Linked DNA regions of Homo sapiens: region 2 is linked to region 1. The links are chromatin loops, found by intact Hi-C in ENCODE. Cell type or tissue: Calu3. All regions are shown on one strand. Each heading gives the region's core, and the rest is flanking DNA. Links, peaks and the distances in the headings are about the cores only.

Region 1 (10,565 bases), core at 1,535-9,534:
GTACATAGTCTCACAGTGGGAAACTGAGAACACTTTATAACTAAACATATGTACAACTCACACTGAAACAACCACTGTGGCTTCTGAAAGTGGCTTTTGGATCTTACTAACCTTGCCTGGCTGATTGAGGGTATTATTTATCACCAAGATAACTGCTGTTTCTCCAGTAATGCTTTGGCATAGAATAAATAGTCTCTGAGTTGGGTACATGCTCTTGAAGGATGACTAGTGAAGTATTTGGTCCCCCAGTCGTGCAAGAGAGAGTTGTCAGGGTTTTTCTGCTTCTTCTTACTGATGTTTAAAATCATTATAAACTGCCTCTGATTGCACCTTGCTTTTATGAGTATTTGTTGATATGACAATATACTACCCTTAGCATTTCACCAGTGGTCCTTTGCTATTGACAGTTTCATTTACAGAAATTATCTAAGGACAGCTGTGATTGAACCAAATAATCTAAAAATGTTAACGTGTAGCTTCTTAGCAGGAAAGAATAATGTTGATATTGGCATGTTATTATCTGTCCAAGTTCTCTTTATAGTCCATAATCATGATCTGATTTTAAAAGTTTGTTCAATATATGGTATTGGGGACTGTTAGAAGGGATGAATGTTACCATGGTGATCTCACAGAGATGTCTGTTACCAGCAATCAGTGGGCATCCTATTGTTTGGAGGAGTAAACCTGGACCACATTTTACTCCCTAATGACAACCATAGTGGCAGAAACTTTATTCAGCCCAACACCAAAGACGTTTTTCTTTTCTCAGCAAAGTAGTCCCAATTTAGAAATGTTGCTATTAGACATTTTGGCAAAAACGTGGCCTTTTGGGAGCTCTATCTTTCTGTGTCCTTCCAAAGGGAAAGTATTAGTGTGGAGGAAACAGTTTGTACAATCAAGAGTTTGCCAAAGCATTTCCCTTCCTGCCACCACTCCTGTCTGCCTAAACAAATACATAGACAAATAAACAAATTAAAGCTCTGGAGGGGGGCCTCACCCCACCCACAGGATCTGTGGCCAGGGTGGCCAGATTTTCTTTGGTGCTAAGCACGAGGACTGTGCCCAAACTGGACGTGATGGAAAGGATGGTGGCTCTATCAGTTTCATTACCAGGGTTCAGACTTTCGCGGGTTACGGGACAAAGTCCTTCTGCATTTTATTATACGCAGATAGTCGCACACTCTGGCTGGGATCAGTTAAACAGACTGACACTTTTGCTTGTGCCTTACTCTTTCGACCTCCTGGAACTCTCCAGTGAAACCTTATTCCTCGTAAAATGAACTAGCCAGGCTTGGGGCTGTCAATATAGGAAACATTATCAAGGAAGATATTCCAAAGAGCTGCCGTGGGACTACATAAGTCAGAAAAAATGCGGAGGACTTCCTCCTGCAACCCAGGGGAGTCTGTTCACTTGCAACAAATCTGACAGATCCACTTTTGAATCCTCTGTCTGGAACTACTTAGGAAAAGACAAGCAAGGATTTAGGATATTTAGGGTAAATTTTAAATGTGTTTCACTGAAAGAGAGAGAGAGGAAGGTGTTTTAATATGGTTCCAATCTAAGACCTTTCTTTTCCATGACTAAACATTTTACTGAAATAATTGGTAAGTTACCCCAGAGGAGATATTTCGGAAAGGTGTTGTTAATATTGTTATCCCTGGATATCATGGTAACTCATTAATGAACCTCAGCACATTAGACAGCTGTGGCTATTGGAAGCATGTTTTCAATCATCAGTTCAGAGCAAGGCATGAAGGAACATCCTATTGGAGTGCTTGCTTTTTTTTCTACTGGGAGATTGGGCCTTTGCTGGTTAGAACAATCAGGGGCTAAACAGCATATTTCATTTCTTAGGGAGGTGCTAAATAGGAGTAACAACAATAATAAATGGCAACCACGTGCCCGGCACTGTGCTAGGTGCTTGTATACATAAATGTGTTCTAGTGAAATAGTTACTATTACCACTGCTTTTCAGGCAGGGAAAGTGAATCTCAAGGAGGTTAAGAAATGGGAACGGGGTCACACGAATAAGTGGCAGGGTTGAGATTGGAACTTGCATCTGTCTCTTTCAATATAGACTCCAGTACTGGATATGATTATATGAAAATGTGTAAATTAGAACATGTCTGTCTCATTACATATAGGCAACATACTGTGTGTGTGTGTGTGTGTGTGTGTAGATATAAAAAATATATATGGTAAGGTCCAATTAATGCATCAGCTCTGTTGGAACTTATTTTGAACCTGCCAACTCTTTTACACATATTTATACTAATTTAATGTGTGCCAGTTCGTCTTTCATTTCCTGTGGTGATTGGGGTTTCTGAATGATTCCAGAGGGATTCCAAGAGGCGGTGGGGTTTTGCGGGGAAGGGAGGTGATTGGGAGATTGCAGACCTGTTACCATCTGGCTGTGTGACTCTCCACTCCTCACTGCCCTGGGGTCTGTGTCCGTGTCTGTGTAGCATTCGCTACCAATCTCTGGGTCACGGTGCTTCCATCAGCTGTCATTCTTTGAATAAAGCTTTCCTAGGGGAATCAAGGGTGGAATTCCTACTCATTCATTCATTATCAACTAGAGAGAAAGTGCTGAACAACTAAAGCCAACCAAATGCCTTGAGAGTTAACACTTCGGATATTTTTCATGGAATACTCATTAGGTTCAGTGAGAAAAAATGTCTGGTCGTTGATTGGCATCACTTAAAAGAACGAGATTATTTTTTCACATTATATCTGGCTGAGCTGGAGTGGATTCTGGGAATCTCTATTTTTAAAAACCTTTCTGTATGATTGCAATGAAAAGTCAACTCTGGGAACCACAATAATGTAGATAACAGCTTAAATATGAGATTGATGTAATTTGCACCCCACGACTCAAATGTATGAAACCATTTAGTGGAGTAATCCTACTGTTGGGGTTTTGAGTCAGACGGTCCTGGGTTTTATTGTATTTTATTGCCTGTGTGACCTTAGGTAAATTACTTAACTTCTATGACACTCAGTTTCCTCATCTGTGAAATGAAGATAATAATAATCACATAATAGGGTTAGTTGTGGAGGTTAAATGAGATAATGTATATAAAGCTCTCAGTATTTTATTGGCTGTGTGACCTTAGGTAAACTTAACTTCTATGACACGTAATTTCCTCATCTGTAAAATGAAGATAATAATAATCACATGATAGGGTTAGTTGTGGAGGTTAAATGAGATAATGTATATAAAACTCCTAGTATAGTTTGTGGTAACAAAGTGCTTAGTATTTGATAGCTTCTATTAAAAATAATTATCTTACAATAGTAACCTCATCACTGAAGTACAACCCTTTAGGGAAAGATTACCATTATTGGTGAATTAAACTTAAGAAAAATTTAAATCTTGAAAAACCCCACTTTACTCCAGGGCATTTTTCTGGGTTACAGCGACACTAGCTGCTTTTAAGACCCCTTGCAACCTGGGTGGTCTGTGAATTGTTTGAGTTCAAGTCTTCATGAATTAGGTATGTTTCATTCCTCCCACTTTTCTGTTTTGTAATATGAATTCAGAATTTTATAAATTCATAAATGAGTGGCACAAACAGGTCAGCGCTACAACATCACAAGATGTGCTTTGTTACTTTATTTTTTTTTTTAACAAGAGTTTCCTAGGATTCATTGCCCCTAGGAAATGTTTCATCACACAGCTGTAAGAGTCTCAAGAACTGTCCTAGAAAAGTGGCAGAATTTCTCAACACGTTTGATTTCTTTTCTTCTTTCAAGAGTAGAGTTAGGGATAGTCTTTTTTTTTTTTGAAAAAAAATGAAACTATTCTTTTTTTCTTATTTTCGAGCACTGAGAGAGGAAAATAACTCCACTGAGATGTTCTTTTCCAATTAGGTAGCATGGAAAATGGTAGCAGTATGACAACTAATCACTTTCCTAGTATATTATTGGGTCTGTGATTCAGAGTGAGTTCCAAATGAAGTGCCTTTGTGACAGCTTTTAAATTACTGGTGGGGCTAGCTTCTGAATGTATTCTAAGTGGTAATGATGGATGGCTGTCACGTGGAGGAACTGCCTGAGGAAGAGTTCCATGTGGATTTTTTTGGGATTGTGTTTCTCAGCTGGTCACTAGTGTCTTATGAAGTTTAGTATCTGCTGGTGAAATACTTTAATTGATGAATCCCCTCCACGGTGTGAGAAGAATTCTCTTGATGAGGAGTTCTCACCTTCTATGGTGCAAAGGCATCGCCAGTGAACAGGGTGATGCCTCTGTCCAGCCATTTATAATGATGATTCCGACAGGCAATCTCTAGTGGCCTCATCCAGGTTCTGTGGTGGGTGGGGGCCAAGTGGGATAAGACAGGTGGATGTGTCATCACCACTGAGACGGAGTGGCATGTATTTATGAAGAGTGAGAAGGCTGACTTTGTCCCCTAGGGTCCTCAGAACCATAGAGTCTGAGTTTTCTGAATTGTTGAAAATAGGACTCAGTCAGAGACATGGATCGTTGGCATCTTGTTGAGAATATTCTATTCAGCCTGTGGATTCAGAAAAACAAAATGCATATGTTTGTGTTCCAGTAGGAGGGGAGTAGGCAGGAATGGGGTGGGAGTGGAAAAGGAATGTTGGCCAATGGGGAAGGGAGAGTGAGGGGTAAGGAAACAAGTTAGTCCACTGAAACAGGGATCCAAATGCTTACTCAGCATTTGTTGTCTCCAAGAGAAAAACAAATTGAAAAATGAGAATGGAAGATTTCATTTGGAAATGGCCCTGTGAGTACGTGCTTATTTTCAGAGGCGTTCCCCATAACTGACAGCAGTCAATGACTTCTGATTGGGCAATGGCCTGGCCAGCCACACAGGTAGCCCAATCATCATATGTATTAATGGTGCATTCAAAAATTTCATCATCCTGGGTCACAAAAGATCATGACGACTGTATTATAATACAATAATGGTATTCATGCAGTGGCGCACAGAAAATTGTGTGTACTTGACGCACAGGCGGTGTGGAAGCAGGATTTAAAGTAGAACTCCTGTCAAAAACCTTTCCTCCAGAGCCTCCACTGCCTCATTCTGTGATGTTTCAATACGTCAGTTTCTGCTGTTGGTAAAACACATCTTACCTCCCCAGTATGTTGGGGAGCAGTGATTGATGAAGGAGGATTAATTTGCTGCTTTTCGGGAGGGACTCCTTGCAGTCTCCAGGGGATTACATGTATTATGGTGTTTCCACAGAAAGCTAGACCAGGGATTGGCTAAATCTGGCCCACTACGAATTGTTCTACTACCACAAGCTAAGGATGGTTTTCACATTCGTAAACCGAGGAAAAGAAATCAAAAGCGGAACATTTCGTGACCTGTGAAAATTATGTGAAATTCAGACATCAGTGTCCGTACATAAAAATGTTATTGGAACACAGCACATGCACCAGTCTGCGTGTTGTCTGTGGCAGCTTTCATGCTGTCACAGTGGAGGGAGAGGTTGTGACAGACACAGCATGGCCCATAAAGCCTAAAATATTGACTTGCTGGCCCTTTACAAGGAAGGTTCGCCAACCCTTCCACTAGACTGTTGGAAGCAGAGCTCCTCAGTTACGAAATAAGGTTTTTACTGATCCATAAACTATGATGTCATTCCAGGGCACAAAAATACCTCCTTTGATCCAGGGTTCTGTTGTCATCCTGTGACACGAGAAAGACCCGACAGTGGGAGTTTAGTGGGGAATTTTGCAAGGACTCTCTTAAAGTGAGATCAGGCTCTGGGCTTTAAGGATAAATTTCCAGACCTTTCTAGAAGTAACACAGGATTTTCTGCACGGAGAGGGGGGTCAAAAATATTTATAGTAAAGTGGTAGAATTCAACAAAGTATTTTTGGGACTTTCTCTTTGCTGCTGCAGCCCCGACCGGTTTTCCCAGGGGGAATCTGAGGATGGCCCCTGAGGAGAGGCTGGGCGTGTCAGCATCACTGGCATTTTTCAGTTTGAGATTTGGATGACAGTTTATATGCTTCTTAATTGACTTTAACCTGCTGCCCATCCCTAGAAGTAATAGTAATGGTAATAAAAGTTACACAATCACATCGCCACAGCTCTGTCCTGAAGGGCTTGCATAGCTGGATGGAACACTTAATTGGGATGGTCCACTCTGCTGGGGAAGTGCAGGAGACTATGTGCCTTTGGAATTTTCAACTCTTCAGGGTCAGGAACTGCCAGACCTCTCAGGAAGGATGAAGCACGACTCTCTCTAGTTGCTCTCTTATTTACATTGAGGCCCTTGGGTCAGGGTGAGGCTTTGCGTCTCCAAGGTAGCCTTTGAGCTAATGAAACCCACTGTGGGGTGAGAGATGCGAAATTAACCTGATTTGCTGCAACTTCCTGTGCACTGTCGGGCTTACCAGCCAGTAGGCTGAAGAACCCTTGAGATCTGGCCCTTACCATAAAATGGAGAGGAGTGTGCACAAGTGCAAGGTCGATTAATGTCAGAGGAGATGACTGATGTTGGTAGGTAAAATTCCACTTCCAAGAAAAGTATGTGTGGTACAGGTGACACCTGATTTTCTTACTCCAAATCACAGATGATGTTGAAAAAACAATAATAATAACAATACACACACATAACAGGAAACACTGGTATAATACTATGTGCCAGGAACTGCTCTGAATGCTCTTATATGAATTAACTTTTTTTTTGTTTGATTCTTGTTTTTTGAGACAGAGTCTCGCTCTGTTGCCCAGTCTGGAGGGCAGTGGTATGATCTCGGCCCACTGCAGCCTCTCTTTCCTGGGTGCAAGCAATTCTTGGGCCTCAGCCTCCTGAGTAGCTGGGATACAGATGCGTGCCACCGTGCCCAGCTAATTTTTTGTATTTTAGTAGAGACGGGGTCTTGTCATGTTGCCCAGGCTGGTCTTGAACTCTTGGCCTCAAGCGATCCACTTGCCTCAGCCTCCCAAAGTGCTGAGATTAGAGGTGTGAGCCACTGCGCCCGGCTAACTTGTTTAATTATACCACAGTCATATGAGGAGATACTATTATTATTCTCATTTGACAGGTAAAGAGACAGATAGAAGGCCAGAAATGGTTGTTCATGCCTGTAATCCTAGGACTGTGAGAGGCCAAGACAGGAGGATCATTTGAGCCCAGGAATTTGAGACCAGCCTGGGCAACATGGAGAGATCTTGTCTCTACTGAAAATAAAAATTAAAAAAAATTAGCTGAGACCAGAGGATTGCTTGAGCCCAGGAGTTCAAGGCTGCAGTGAGCTATGATTGCATCACTGCATTCCAGCCTAGGCAACAGAGGAAAATCCTATATCTAAAAACAACAGCAACAAAAAGAGTGGAGGAACAGAAGACAAATCCGGTCCTGATCACCCTTTGGGAACTCTATTGTCTAATGTGGCTTAGACTCAAGAATTTCTTATTTTGAAAAGTATGGTGCTGGGTACAGAGTAGATAGATCCTCAGTAATGCTTTCTAAAAATATTAAATATTAAATATTTAAATATTTTCTGATTTTCTATTATTACTGATTTGATTTTCCTCATCTAGTTCTTTCTTTGTAGGCCATATAAAACTATCCCTAGAATGATTAGGATATCCTTTTTTTTTTTTTCCTGGAGCAGTAAAGTTCTTACATAGCTGAAGTTCTAGGGAATGTATTAGTGTCCAAATTTGCAAAGTGAGTTAATGACAGGGACACAGTTCAATATTTTATCCACAACCTTAGGAACTATTCCAGAATGGCTATGATTTAAATGAATTTTATCTTACTGTTAATATTTTTAAAAATTAAATATTGAGTAAGGAAAATGTTTATAAAATATATGTATGATAAAAAGAATAGTAATACAATGAACACTTGTGTCTACCCACCACCCAGTTTAAGAAAAATATTTCAGCTAGACAGGGTGGCTCATGCCTATAATTTCAACACTTTGGGAGGCTGAGGCAGGAGGATTGCTTGCGGCCAGGATTGAGACCAGCCTGGGCAACATAGTGAGACCTCATCCCTATAAAACATTTAAGAAATAAATTTAAACAAAAGAAAAAGAACATTTCTTCTGGGTTGCCTGGGTTCCCCTCCCTGATGCTGTCTGCGTCTCTCCCCCATTAGAGGTCACCAGTATTTCAGTTCTCAGCTTTTCTCTGTAGTTTTGCCATGTGTTATCCCTAAATCATATGTTGTTGAGCTTTGGTCATTTTTGAACTTTATATAGATGGAATCACACTATACTTTTTGTGACTTGCTTTTTTCTCATAGCATTGCATTTCCCAGATTCCTCTCTGCTGTTGTGTGTACCTACGGTTCACTCATTTTCATTGATAGAGTGTCCAGTGTGTACATAAACCATACTGTTTATCTGTTTTGTTGATGGGCTTTGCGGTTGTTTTTGCTGCTTTGAACATGCTTGTTAAATTCCTTTTTAGAAAACTAATGATCAGGAGGACTCACTTAAGTGAAATAGTTTTTCTATGAGAAAAATAGTTCTACAGTTTAATGAAAATTGTAATATCTGCGCCTTGAACAAACAGATGTAGTTTTTATTTTAGGACGCATGCTAACTACCTATGAAGTGGGTTTATTTTTAGTGGCTTTTTTTTGGTTAAATTTTTTTCCCCAGAGTTGAACAATGATTTATTTTAATTTCTAAACCAAATCAAGGCATTTATTGTAAAACCACTAGAAAATAAGTCTTCCCAATTTAACAGCATATGTTTTATAAATATTTTAATAAAATGAATTTTAAAATATTAAATAATTTTAGTTAGAATGTGAAGTACTTCTCTAAATTAAACATTAATAAAGCTTTTTCATCCAGAGCAACAAAAGAATTGCATTATATAGGTAAAATGGCCTCTGCCCTACTCACATTTATTTGCGGACTGGAAAAGTAATGTTTATTTCTAACATATTTTTAGCTTCAAAAGACTTTAGAAACCTTTTGAAATAATCTGCAGAGCTGTGCAAAGGCACCGAGGTTTAGGACAGGCAGGAAGCTATAGTCCACTCAGCATTTTTTTTTTTTTTTGACTGGAAAGAAAACCAAAGCCCAGAGTAATTAAATTGCTCAACCAAGATCACTCGGAGGCTTGCAATGCCTTTGAAATACAATGACTCTAAACTAGCTATATGAATCTGTACTACCATTTCTAAATTAGAAGCCACAAGTTGCTTTTTATAATAATATATATTTTGTTGCTTCTGTGCATCTTAATTTATTTTATATAATTTAAAAAACAAAGTCACTAATCAAATCCATAATGACAGTTTGGGATTTGATTTTTAAAATGCTTTTCTCTACCCTGTTGACTGTGCCGAGCCTAGAGAGTCTATTTAGTTCCCGTAGGCTGGTTTCTGGGATTGACAATATTTCCATTGTCATACAACTCTGCTGTCGCCAGTGATGTTCGAGGACCAGCACTACCCTTGAAGGATCCTGCTGTTGTGTCAACAAATAATGGCACAGGCCTCTCTGACAGCTTGTCCACAAACTCTCCTGAGGGTTTCTGTCTGAAGGAAGCAGCAGCTTTGCAAGAGTGATTTTAGTGAGGTCGTTTGGATTAGATTGAGTTAGTGGGCCGTGAGTTCCGTGCATTTAGGGTTGTGTGTGAGGCTTTTCGTGTTCTTGAAATCTCCTCCGGCCCTCCCGGTCACACCCCTCCAGTGCCACGTTCAGCCCTCTCTCTCTGCACCCATCCTGAAATAGCCATGGTTCAGCATGGAAGAAATCCACTCCTCTCATCTCTCAGTGCTGGTCAGCTCTGCATTTGCCTGGGGGTGGGTTTTGACTGTCTTCTCCTTAAAGAGAATCTCTGCACGTGTAAAATCTGTTTCAGGAAAGTAATAGGAAGGCAGCAGGACTTGGAGCCTGATGGTGTGGATTCAGCTTCCAGTTCTGCCGCTCACTGGGTGACCTGGGCAGGCTGCTCATGGTGAAATGGGTATAGCGACACCCGTGCTCAGGGTTTGCTATAGAGATTGAGCGCAGTCTCCTGAATCTCGTGTGGACAAAAGATTTCACCTCTGAAAAATATAGAATCTTAGATGTTTCTGTCTGTTTCTACAGCAGAAAGCCAGGAAACACAATCTGCAAGAAGCTAGGGGTGTAATAATAACCACCAGATCCATCCGTCAGCTGCCCTCTCTCTGTGTGCTCCGGTAGCACCGGCTTATTTAATGCATGACATCGACTGTCTCTCCCATGGGGCTCTGAGCTTCCTTCCAGCAAAGACTGTTCCTTCATCTTGGGGCCCCTCACACCAGCATACATTTTTGCACTTAGTAGATGGTCAAAATAGTATGGTTTTGAACCTTACTAAACTGCTCGTGTTTCTTTACAGCACTTTTCTTCTCTTACTTGATGTAGGTAATATGTTTTCTCTTACTTGACGTCTCCCTGCCCTGGGATTTAGGGATCGCCTTGGCCCCACACCTGTGGCTTTCTGATATTGCCACTCCTCCCCACTCACCTTTTTTTTTTTTTGTCTAAGTATTTATAATATGCAGTTTGTCACACCTAGCTAGTAGACTATATTTTCTGCAGTGATCTCTTCCAGCTTGGGAATTCTTAAATTAAAGGATT
Region 2 (10,565 bases), core at 1,343-9,342, 110 kb after region 1:
AGAGAAGCAAGAGCAAACACATTCAAAAGCTAGCTGAATACAAGAAATAATTAAGATCAGAGCAGAACTGAAGGAGATAGAGACACAAAAGAAAACCTTCAAAAAATCAATGAATCCAGGAGCTGGTTTTTTGAAAAGATCAAAAAAATGGATAGACCGCTAGCAAGACTAATAAAGATAAAAAGAGAGAAGAATCAAATAGACGCAATAAAAAATGATAAAGGGAATATCACCACCGATCCCACAGAAAGACAAACTACCATCAGAGAATACTATAAACACCTCTATGCAAATACACTACAAAATCTAGAAGAAATGGATAAATTCCTGGACACATACACCCTCACAAGACTAAACCAGGAAGAAGTTGAATCTCTGAATAGACCAATAACAGGTTCTAAAATTGAGGCAATAATTATTAGCCTACCAACTAAAAAAAGTCCAGGGCCAGACGGATTCACAGCCGAATTCTACTAGAGGTACGAGAAGGACCTGGTACCATTTCTTCTGAAACCATTTCAATCAATAGAAAAAGAGGGAATCCTCCCTAACCCATTTTATGAGGCAGCACCATCCTGATACCAAAGCCTGGCAGAGATACACAAAAAAAGAGAATTTTAGGCCAATATCCTTGATGAACATCAGTGCAAAAGTCCTCAATAAAATACTGGCAAACTGAATCCAGCAGCACATGAAAAAGCTTATCCACCATGATCAAGTTGGGTTCATCCCTGGGATGCAAGTCTGGTTCATCATACGCAAATCAATAAATGTAATCCATCACATAAACAGAACCAACAACAGAAACCACATGCTTATCACAATAGATGCAGAAAAGGCCTTCAACAAAATTCAATGGCCCTTCATGCTAAAAACTCTTGATAAACTAGGTATTGATTGGATGTATCTCAAAATAATAAGAGCTATTTATGACAAACCCACAGCCAATATTATACTGAATGGGCAAAAACTGGAAGCATTCCCTTTGAAAACTGGCACAAGACAAGGATGCCCTCTCTCACCACTCCTATTCAACATAGTGTTGGAAGTTCTGGCTAGGGCGATCACGTAAGAGAAAGAAATAAGGGGTATTCGATTAGCAAAAGAGGAAGTCAAGTTGTCTATGTTTGCAGATGACATGATTGTATATCTAGAAAACCCCATTGTCTCAGCCCAAAATCTCCTTAAGCTGATAAGCAATTTCAGCAAAGTCTCAGGACACAAAATCAATGTGTAAAAATCACAAGCATTCCTATACACCAATAATAGACAAACAGAAAGCCAAATCATGAGCGAACCCCCATTCACAATTACTACAAAGAGAATAAAATACCTAGGAATTTAACTTACAAGGGATGTGAAGGACCTCTTCAAGGAGAACTACAAACCACTGCTCAATGAAATAAAAAAGGACATGAACAAATCGAAGAACATTCCACGCTCATGGATAGGAAGAATAAATATCGTGAAAATGGCCATACTGCCCAAGGTAATTTATAGATTCAGTGCTATCCCCATCAAGCTACCACTGACTTTCTTCACAGAATTGGAAAAAAGTACTTTATAGTTCATATGGAATCAAAAAAGAGCCCACATAGCCAAGACAATCCTAAGCGAAAAAACAAAGCTGGAGGCATCATGCTACCTGACTTTAAACTATACTACGAGGCTAAAGTAACCAAAATACCATGGTACCGGTACCAAAATTGATATATAGACCAATGGAACAGAATAGAGCCCTCAGAAGTATCACCACACATCTACAACCATCTGATCTTTGACAAACCTGACAAAAACAAGAAATGGGGAAAGTATTCCCTATTTAATAAATGGTGCTGGGAAAACTGGCTAGCCATATGTAGAAAGCTGAAACTGGATCCCTTCCTTACACCTTATACAAAAATTTACTCAAGATGGATTAAAGACTTAAATGTAAGACCTAAAACCATAAAAACCCTAGAAGAAAACCTAGGCAATACCATTCAGGACATAGGCATGGGCAAAGACTTCATGACTAAAACACAAAAAGCAATTCCAACAAAAACCAAAATTGACAAATGGGATCTAATTAAACTAAAGAGCTTCTGCACAGAGAAAGAAACTACCATCAGAGTGAACAGGCAACCTACAGAATGGGAGAAAATCTTTGCAATCTACCCATCTGACAAAGGGCTAATATCCAGAATCTACAAGGAACTTAAACATATTTACAAGAAAAAAACAAACAGCCCCATCAAAAAGTGGGTGAAGGATATGAACAGACACTTCTCAAAAGAAGACATTTATGCAGCCAATAGGCATATGAAAAAATGCTCATCATCACTGGTCATCAGAGAAATGCAAGTCAAAACCACAATGAGATACCATCTCACACCTGTTAGAATGGTGATCATTAAAAAGTCAGGAAACAACAGACGGTGGAGAGGATGTGAAGAAATAGGAACACTTTTACACTGTTGGTGGGAGTGTAAATTAGTTCAACCACTGTGGAAGACAGTGTGGCAATTCCTCAAGAATCTAGAACTAGAAATACCATTTGACCCAGTGACCCCATTACTGGGTATATACCCAAAGGATTATAAATCATTCTACTGTAAAGACACATGCACATGTATGTTTATTGTGGCACTATTCACAATAGCAAAGATTTGGAACCAACCCAAATGTTCATCAGTGATAGACTGGATTAAGAAAATGTGGCACATATACACCATAGAATACTATGCAGCCATAAAAAAGGATGAGTTCATGTCCTTTGTAGTGACATGGATGAAGCTGGAAACCATCATTCTGAGCAAACTATCACAAGGACAGAAAATCAAACACCACATGTTCTCACTCATAGGTGGGAACTGAACAACAAGAACACAGGGACACAGGGCAGGGAACATCACACACCCGGGCCTGTCATGGGGTAGGGGGATGGGGGAGGGATAGCAAACCAACATGGCACATGTATACCTATGTAACAAACCTGCATGTTGTGTACATGTACCCTAGAACTTAAAGTATAATAAAAAATCAATTAAATGAAATAAACTCAGAAATGACACAAATGATGAAATTAGCAGACAAGGTTGTTAAAACAATTATTATAACAGTCATAATGTCTGAGATGAGAAATTCACTAAATCAGATTAACAGCAAAGTAAACATTGCGGAAGAAAAGATTTAGACATGGCAATAGAAACTATCCAAGAAGAAACATAAGAGAAGGCTGAAAAACAAAAACAGAGCATCAGGGAGCTGTGGAAAAACTTTAAACAGTACAATATATATGTAATCAGAGCTCCTGAAGGAAGGAAGGAGTGGGTGGGTAACAGAAAAAAAAATATTTAAGAAATAATGGCCAGGTGTGGTGGCTCATGCCTGTAATCCCAGCACTTTGGGAGGCCAAGGTGGGCAGATCACTTGAGGTCAGGATTTCAAGACCAGCCCGACCAACATGATGAAACCCCATCTCTGCTAAAAATACAAAAAATAGCTGGGTGTGGTGACCCACACCTGTAGTCCCAGCTACTTGGGAGGCTGAGGCACGAGAATTGCTTGAACCATGGAGGCGGAGGTTTCAGGTTGCAGTTAGCCTAGATTGGGCCACTGCACTCCAGCCTGTGTGACAGAGTAAGACTTTGTCTCAAAAAAAAAAAAAAGGAAAAATAATGGCTGAAAATGTTCTAAATTTAATGAAAATGTTAAGTCTACAGATCCAACAAGTTCAGCAAATCCCAAACCTAAGAAACATGAAGAACACTACACTACAGCACAAGTCACATCATTGTGAAATTAATTAAAACACATGATAAGGAGAAAATCTGAAAAGCAGCCAGGAAAAAAGATACATTACTGTACAGAAGAACAAAGATAATTACTGCCAATTTCTTCTTGGAAACATTGTAAGCCAGAAGACAGTGGAGCAATATGTTTGAAATACCAAAAGGAAAAGAAAACCCTTTCAACTTAGAATTTTACACCCCTTAAAACTTTCGAAAATGAAGGTGAAATTGACTTTTTTCAGACATTCAAAAGCAGAAAGAATTTATCACCAGCAGACCTATTTATTCTTCAGGCAGAAGAAAAATGAGAAAAATGACAGAAATCAGGTTCTACACAAGGGAATGAAAAGCACTGGAAATGGTAACTACATGGATCAATACAAAATAATTTTTATTTGTGTATCTTTAAAAGATAATTGATAATGCATATAAAAATAATATCATGCCTGTAAGCCACTCTTCACCAAAGCATTAAGAATTGCATTGGTAACAAAAGAAATTCAAGACCAGACACCGTGGCTTACACCTGTAATCCCAGCATTTTGGGAGGCTAAGGCAGGAGGATCACTTGAGCCCAGGAGTTCAAGACCAGCCTAGGCAACATGATGAGACCTCATCTCTACAAAAAATAAAAAAATTACCTGGACGTGGTGCATGCTTGTAGTCTCAGCTACTCAGATTGTTGAGGTGAGAGGACTGCTTGAGCTCAGGAGTTCAAGGCTGCAGTGACCTATGATTACTGTTGCACTCCAGCCTGGGTAACAGAGTGAAACCCCATCTCCAAAACAACAACAACAACAATAATAATAATAGGGGTTTTTATAGCATGTGTATATAAAAGGTATAGATACCAGATAAAAGTTTGAATCTACACAAACGATTAAGGAGACTGGAAATGGTAACTATGTGGATAAATATAAAAGATTTTTTCTCATTTTACAAACCTTTTAAAAAGTAATTATTTAAGCAAAAATAATAATAACAACACATTGTAGAATTTCCAACATGTGTAGAGGAAAAACATATGACAATAATAACTCAAAGGCTAAGAGGAGAGAAATGGAAGTATATTGTAGTAAGGCTTATGTAGTAAGTTTTATGTGAAGTACTATAATATTATTTGAAGATAAACTGTGATAAGTTACAGATATATACTATAAACCTTAAAGTAATCTCTAAAATAGTTAATAATACATATATTAACATATCATATACATGATACAGGTTGAACATCCATAATCCAAAAATCTGAAGTCTAAAATTCTCCCATAAGCATTTTTTTGAGTGTCATGTTGACACTTAAAAAGTAGATTTTGGAGCATTTTGGATTTTGGATTTTTAAATTAGGAATACTTAATCTGTATATATAAAAATTGTATTTATACATAGTTAAATGTAATATATGTGTAGGTGTTTATCAGCTATTTTATTAGGCTCATGAACATGTAGAATTTTTATATCCTCTGTTGAACTGGCCATTTTATCATTATGAGATGAACTTCATATGGAACTATAAAAATAATCTAGAGCATCACAGGAGGAAAAAATAAACACAAGTGGAACAAATTGAAAACAAATAGCAGGATGAAATATTCGAGCCTAACAATTAAATGTAAATGGTCTCCACCACCCCAATTAAAAGGCAGAGATTTTAAGATTGGATTGAAAAAAATAGCAAGATCCAACTATATGCTGCCTACAGGAAACCCACTTCAAATTCAAAGACACACCTAAGTTCAAAGTAAAAAGAATAGAAAAAGACATACCATGCTAACACTAGTTAAAGGAAAACCAAAGTAATATATTATTAACAGACTAAGTAGATTTCAGAATAAAGAATATTACCAGGGATAAAGAGGGTTTGCTCATAATGATAAAACAGGCCATTCATTAGAGGACATGACAATCCCCAATGTTCATGCATTTAATATAACATAGCATTGACATATAGGAAACAAAAACTGATAGAAAAATAGACAAATACACAATTATAGTTAGTGATTTTAACATGCCTATTTCAATAACTGATAGAGCATATAGACAGAAAATCAATGAGAATACAGAAAACTTTAACAACACTAGCATCCTGACATATTGGCATTTATAGAGCCCGCAGCACATTACACATTATTTTTAAGGATGTACAGAACATTTACCAAGATAAGGTATATTCTAGGCCATAAAACAAGTCACAATACATTTAATTCAAATCCAAGTATGTTGTCTTTCCACAATAGAATTAAATTAGATATCAATAGCAAAAAGACACTAGGATAATTTCTAAATATTTGCAAACTAAATAACATACAAGTAAATAACTCATGAGTAAAAAAAGAGACGACAGAGGAAACTAGAAAATTATTTTAAACTAAATGAAAATTCAACATACCAAATTTTGTGAGATGCAGCTAAAGTAGTAGATAAAGGGAAATTTATAGAACTAATACCTATGTTAGAAAAGATTAAATGATAAATAACAGAAATCATCTATTTTCAGCAGAAAGAGATTAAATACCGGGAGTTAGTGCTTATGAAAATCTTTGGAAGGGCTGAAGAAATGAATTTTAGGACGACACTACTAAACTTGCCAGTCAGAGAAGGGAGCTTCCTGCTTACCTTACCTTTTCAAGAAGCAGGAAAATTGGGAATCAAGAATCCACCACTATAAATGATGACTCTAGAAATACACCATTTTATCCACCATCCACACCACAGAAAGCCACCATTATGCAATAGCAAATTCCATAATCAAATGATGCTTCCTAAATCCAAACAGCAAAACATATATGCTCCCCTAATTCTGCCTTTTAACAACAATAAAGCTAAGGATTGGATAGTAGGAATCCTGCCAACTCTAACCAAAGAACAAAAAATCAAAACCAAAACCAAAACAAGAAAAACAAAGCACTTACACACATACACACCCCAAACTTCAACACAACCAAGACTAGCTAGGAGAATCAACAGAGATAACTAACAAAAGCATGGCCTCCACCTCAATTCTGCCTTCCAAATCTTACGTAGGAGCATGGGATTGGTGAATCCTAAATTACATCCTGAGTCATAACTGCAAAGGTATCTGAGACATGTTTTTAGTTTTCTAGACTCTGTTGTACAAGAAGGGTAAAATGGATAGCCCTTTCTTATCGTGGCAGCCAGCATTTTAAAATATCCTTCCTGTATTTTTTCAGATCTCCTATATTTTAAGACTACTCTTCTAAGGTAGAAGTCAACTAACTTTGCAGTCATGTGATCTAGGTTCTATCAATCAGATCCTTGCTGTTAGGACTTGAATGAAGAAGTGAGCTATGTGAGGAGGTGGCCAGATATGGGGGAACAAGTAACTGGTAGGCATTTTAGTGGAAGGTGGATGTTTCAGCAGAGGTGGCACTGGTAGTATCTCTGGCATCTGGCTCCAGGCATTACAGGTGCCAAACAGCATTTGTAGAGATATTTTTGGTGGAGAAGCTCTTGAGTGTGGTTGCTACTCAGCTTCAGAATATGTCTCTCTGGCTTTTCTGGAAATGCTGTGTACTATCTACCATACTTTAACAAATTCCTAACATTCCTTTTTTAAATAAACTAGTCACGGTGGATCCTGTTTGCAAACACAAACCCTAACTGATACAACAAATCCTCGGGTATGCATTTTAAGCAGGTTCCTTAGTGGAACTCTAGTTTCTTTCACAATAAAAAGAAAAAACAAAAGAAGAGAAAGATCCTCAGAAAACAAATGTACAGTAGGAGTTAGGTAATAAGGAGTTTTCGGATTACGTTTTGGATTCAGTAGATACTTAATGTAAATTTTCAGGCCATCTACATAAATTGGGCTTACAGTGAAATCATTCAGTGTAATGCCACTGAAACTCTGTAAGATCCTCTACCATCAGAGAGATATGGGGTATAATTCTTTTGTCAGATGTATGCATCCTGGAAACATTTTCTTCTCATCTGTAGTTTGCTACAGTCTAGCAAATCTAGTTTGTAGATTTTCCAAATAGTATCTTTATTGGGTAGTAGTTTTAATTTTGATGAAGTCTAATTTATCAAATATTTCTTTTACAGTTATTGCTTTCTGAGTCTTGTTGATGAAACCTTTACCTACCACCTTTTGGTTACAAAGATATTCTTTCTGTTTTCTCTTAAAGAAATTTCATGTTGGAAGAAAATAATAATAGGTACCATTTAGTAAGCACCAATCATATGCCAGATGTTTTATCTACATGATACTGAATGGCTACAGCAACGCTAGGAGGAATATTAATATTCCCATTTTACAGATGAGGAAGCATTCTCGGTTAAGTTAAATAGCTTGCTAAGATCAGCAATCCACCACTATCCACCACATTAGCGATATTGGGCAGTCAAGATTTGAATTCAGATATGGCTAGCCAAAAAGTCTATGGTTTTTCCGCTATATTACATTTTCTCTCTTCCCTTTCCCCATCAAGATGAAGACAAAGAGATGCAAAAAGTTTCTGGAGTCAGGAAAATTTCTAAAGAACACTTCAAGCCTGGAACTAAATGTAAACCTGAGTTAAATTTTCTGTTTTTGTTTTTTAGCTTGACTAGTATATATTTTTGTGTGAAGTGTTGAAAGAAAAAGTTCAGAGGTGCCACACCTCCCCAACAACCTCCACCTCCAAGAAGGACCTCTTGCAAAGTTTGTCGGGGGGACCTGAGACCAGGAGACAAAATGACTTTCAGAGAGCTCTCTTGACCCTGACATTGGATTTAGCTCTCTTCGTGTGGCCACAGGAATGGGCACATAGGTAGGAATCACTGTCCGTCACCCCCTGGAGTGTCCAAGCTCCTCACACAAGCAGGCAGGTGATACATTTTTCTGCATCTTTGGATGCCTAGAACCTTACACAATACCTGGCACTGAATTGAAAGACTGAATGAACAAATGATGATTTAACTTTACAGGCGTATTTCTGAAGCTGCAAATGCAGAAAGGACATGTGGCTTCTTTTAGGATCAATAGGTTATACTACTGAACCCATAACTTTTCAGCAGATTCCGTTGCTTCAGCAATAGGGAGGCTACATAGTACAGTGGTTAAGAACACATGCTTTCTCATCAAATAGATCCAAGGTCAAATTACTGGTTCTTCCACTTGCTGAGTGAACTTGTACAAGGTTACATAAGCTCTCTAAATTGCTTAAGGATTAAATTAGAGAGTGCATACAAAGAACTTGAACAATGCCAGGCATAGAGTAAGTGTTCAATAAAGAGGTGCTATCATTACAGAAGCTATTTCATAGTTCCTTGTTGTCTAAGCACAGGTTAAGTTCCTTTTGCCTGCCCCTTAATATTTGACATGCACTTATTAAAAAAAACCTTTCTAATAAATAAACATTTTTAATTTTGAGAGAGTTGTAGATTTACATGCAGTTGTAAGAAATAATACAAAGAAATTCTGTGTAGTCTTTACCCAGTTTTCCCTAATGGTAACATTTTGCAAAATCACAATATCACAACCAGGATATTGACACTGATAGTCAGGATACAAAAAAATTTCCATCACAAGTATCCTTCATATATCCTTCAAGTATTCTTCTTTTACAGTCCCACCCACTTCCTTTCAGCCACCACCACCATCCTTAACCCCTGGCAATCACTTATTTGTTCTTTTCATTTCTATGATTTTGCCATTTTAAGGATGCTGTATAAATGGAATCATACAGTATATAAACTTTTGCAATTGGTGTTTTCTTTCAGCATATTTCTCCGGAGATTCGTCCAGCATGTTGCATGGATCAATAATTTGTTCTTTTTTATTGCATGATTATTACATGATATGAGTGTGCTACAGTTTGCTTATCCATTTACCTGTTGAAGGACATATAGATTTTATAATTTGGGGTTATTACAAATAAAGCTGCTATAAACATTTGTTTGTGGTTTTTGTGTAAATATAAGTAAACATTTATTTGGAATAAATGCCCAGGAGTGCAATTACTGGGTCATGCGGTCGGTGCATGTTTAGTCTTTTAAGAAACTGGCAAACTGTTTTTCAGAGTGACTATTCCATTTTACATTCTCAGTAGTAATGTATGAATGATCCAGTTTCTCCACATTCTTGCTAGTATTTGGTGTTGTCATTATTTTTTATTTTAGCAGTCCTGGTAGGTATGTGGTAATATCACACTGTAATTTTATTTCCCTAAGGTTAATTATGTTAAACATCCTTTCATGTGCTTGTTTGTCATCTACATAACTTCTTAAGTGAATTATCTCTTAGCTACGTTCTAATTGGCTTGTTAGCTTTTTTACTATCGAGTATCTAGATACTAGTCCTTTGTCAGATATGTGGTTTGCAATATTTTTTCACATTATGCTTTTCCATATTTTTAACATGATCTTTTGTAGAGAAAAAGTTTTTAAATTTGATGAAGCCCAATCTATTTTATTCCTTTTATGGAACATGCTTTTGGTCTCAAGTCAAACTCTTTGCCTAGTTCTTTATCCCAAGATTTTTTCTTATATTTTTTTCTAAAGGTTTTATACTTTATGTTTTACATTTAAATTTGGATAAGGTGTAAGACCTAGGTCGAGGTTCATATTTTGGCCTATGGATTTCCAATTGCTCAGAACCATTTGTTGCTTGTTTTGAATTGCTTTTGCAAAAATTAGCTGAGCATATTTGTATGGGCTTATTTCTGGGTTCTCTATTCTTTCCCATTGATCTAAGTGCCTTTCCTTCTGCTAGTACCACAGTCTTGAGTTGTGTAGCTATATAGTAAGTCTTAAAATTGAGTACAGATGCTCCTCAACTTATGATGGGAC

The links. Hi-C counts contacts between places; a loop is a spot of excess contacts. Peaks named below come from ENCODE experiments on the same cell type or tissue, not always from the same donor. Only the 100,000 strongest peaks of a DNase experiment are listed, where the experiment ranks them.
Region 2: a loop joins it to region 1, with 2.4 times the contacts of the local background. A loop is called at or near these places in 2 of 110 quality-filtered maps.

The regions. Positions count from the first base shown.
Region 1 is chr11:129,385,940-129,396,504 of GRCh38, forward strand. The region is part of intron 1 of BARX2 (BARX homeobox 2); the gene reads left to right. Among named protein-coding and RNA genes, the nearest start is that of BARX2, 15 kb to the left of the region's middle. In Calu3, for the core only: no CTCF peak of the experiment used is centred there; a DNase peak (open chromatin) is centred at 4,835.
Region 2 is chr11:129,496,577-129,507,141 of GRCh38, forward strand. No RefSeq gene overlaps it. Among named protein-coding and RNA genes, the nearest start is that of LINC01395, 120 kb to the right of the region's middle. In Calu3, for the core only: no CTCF peak of the experiment used is centred there; no DNase peak of the experiment used is centred there.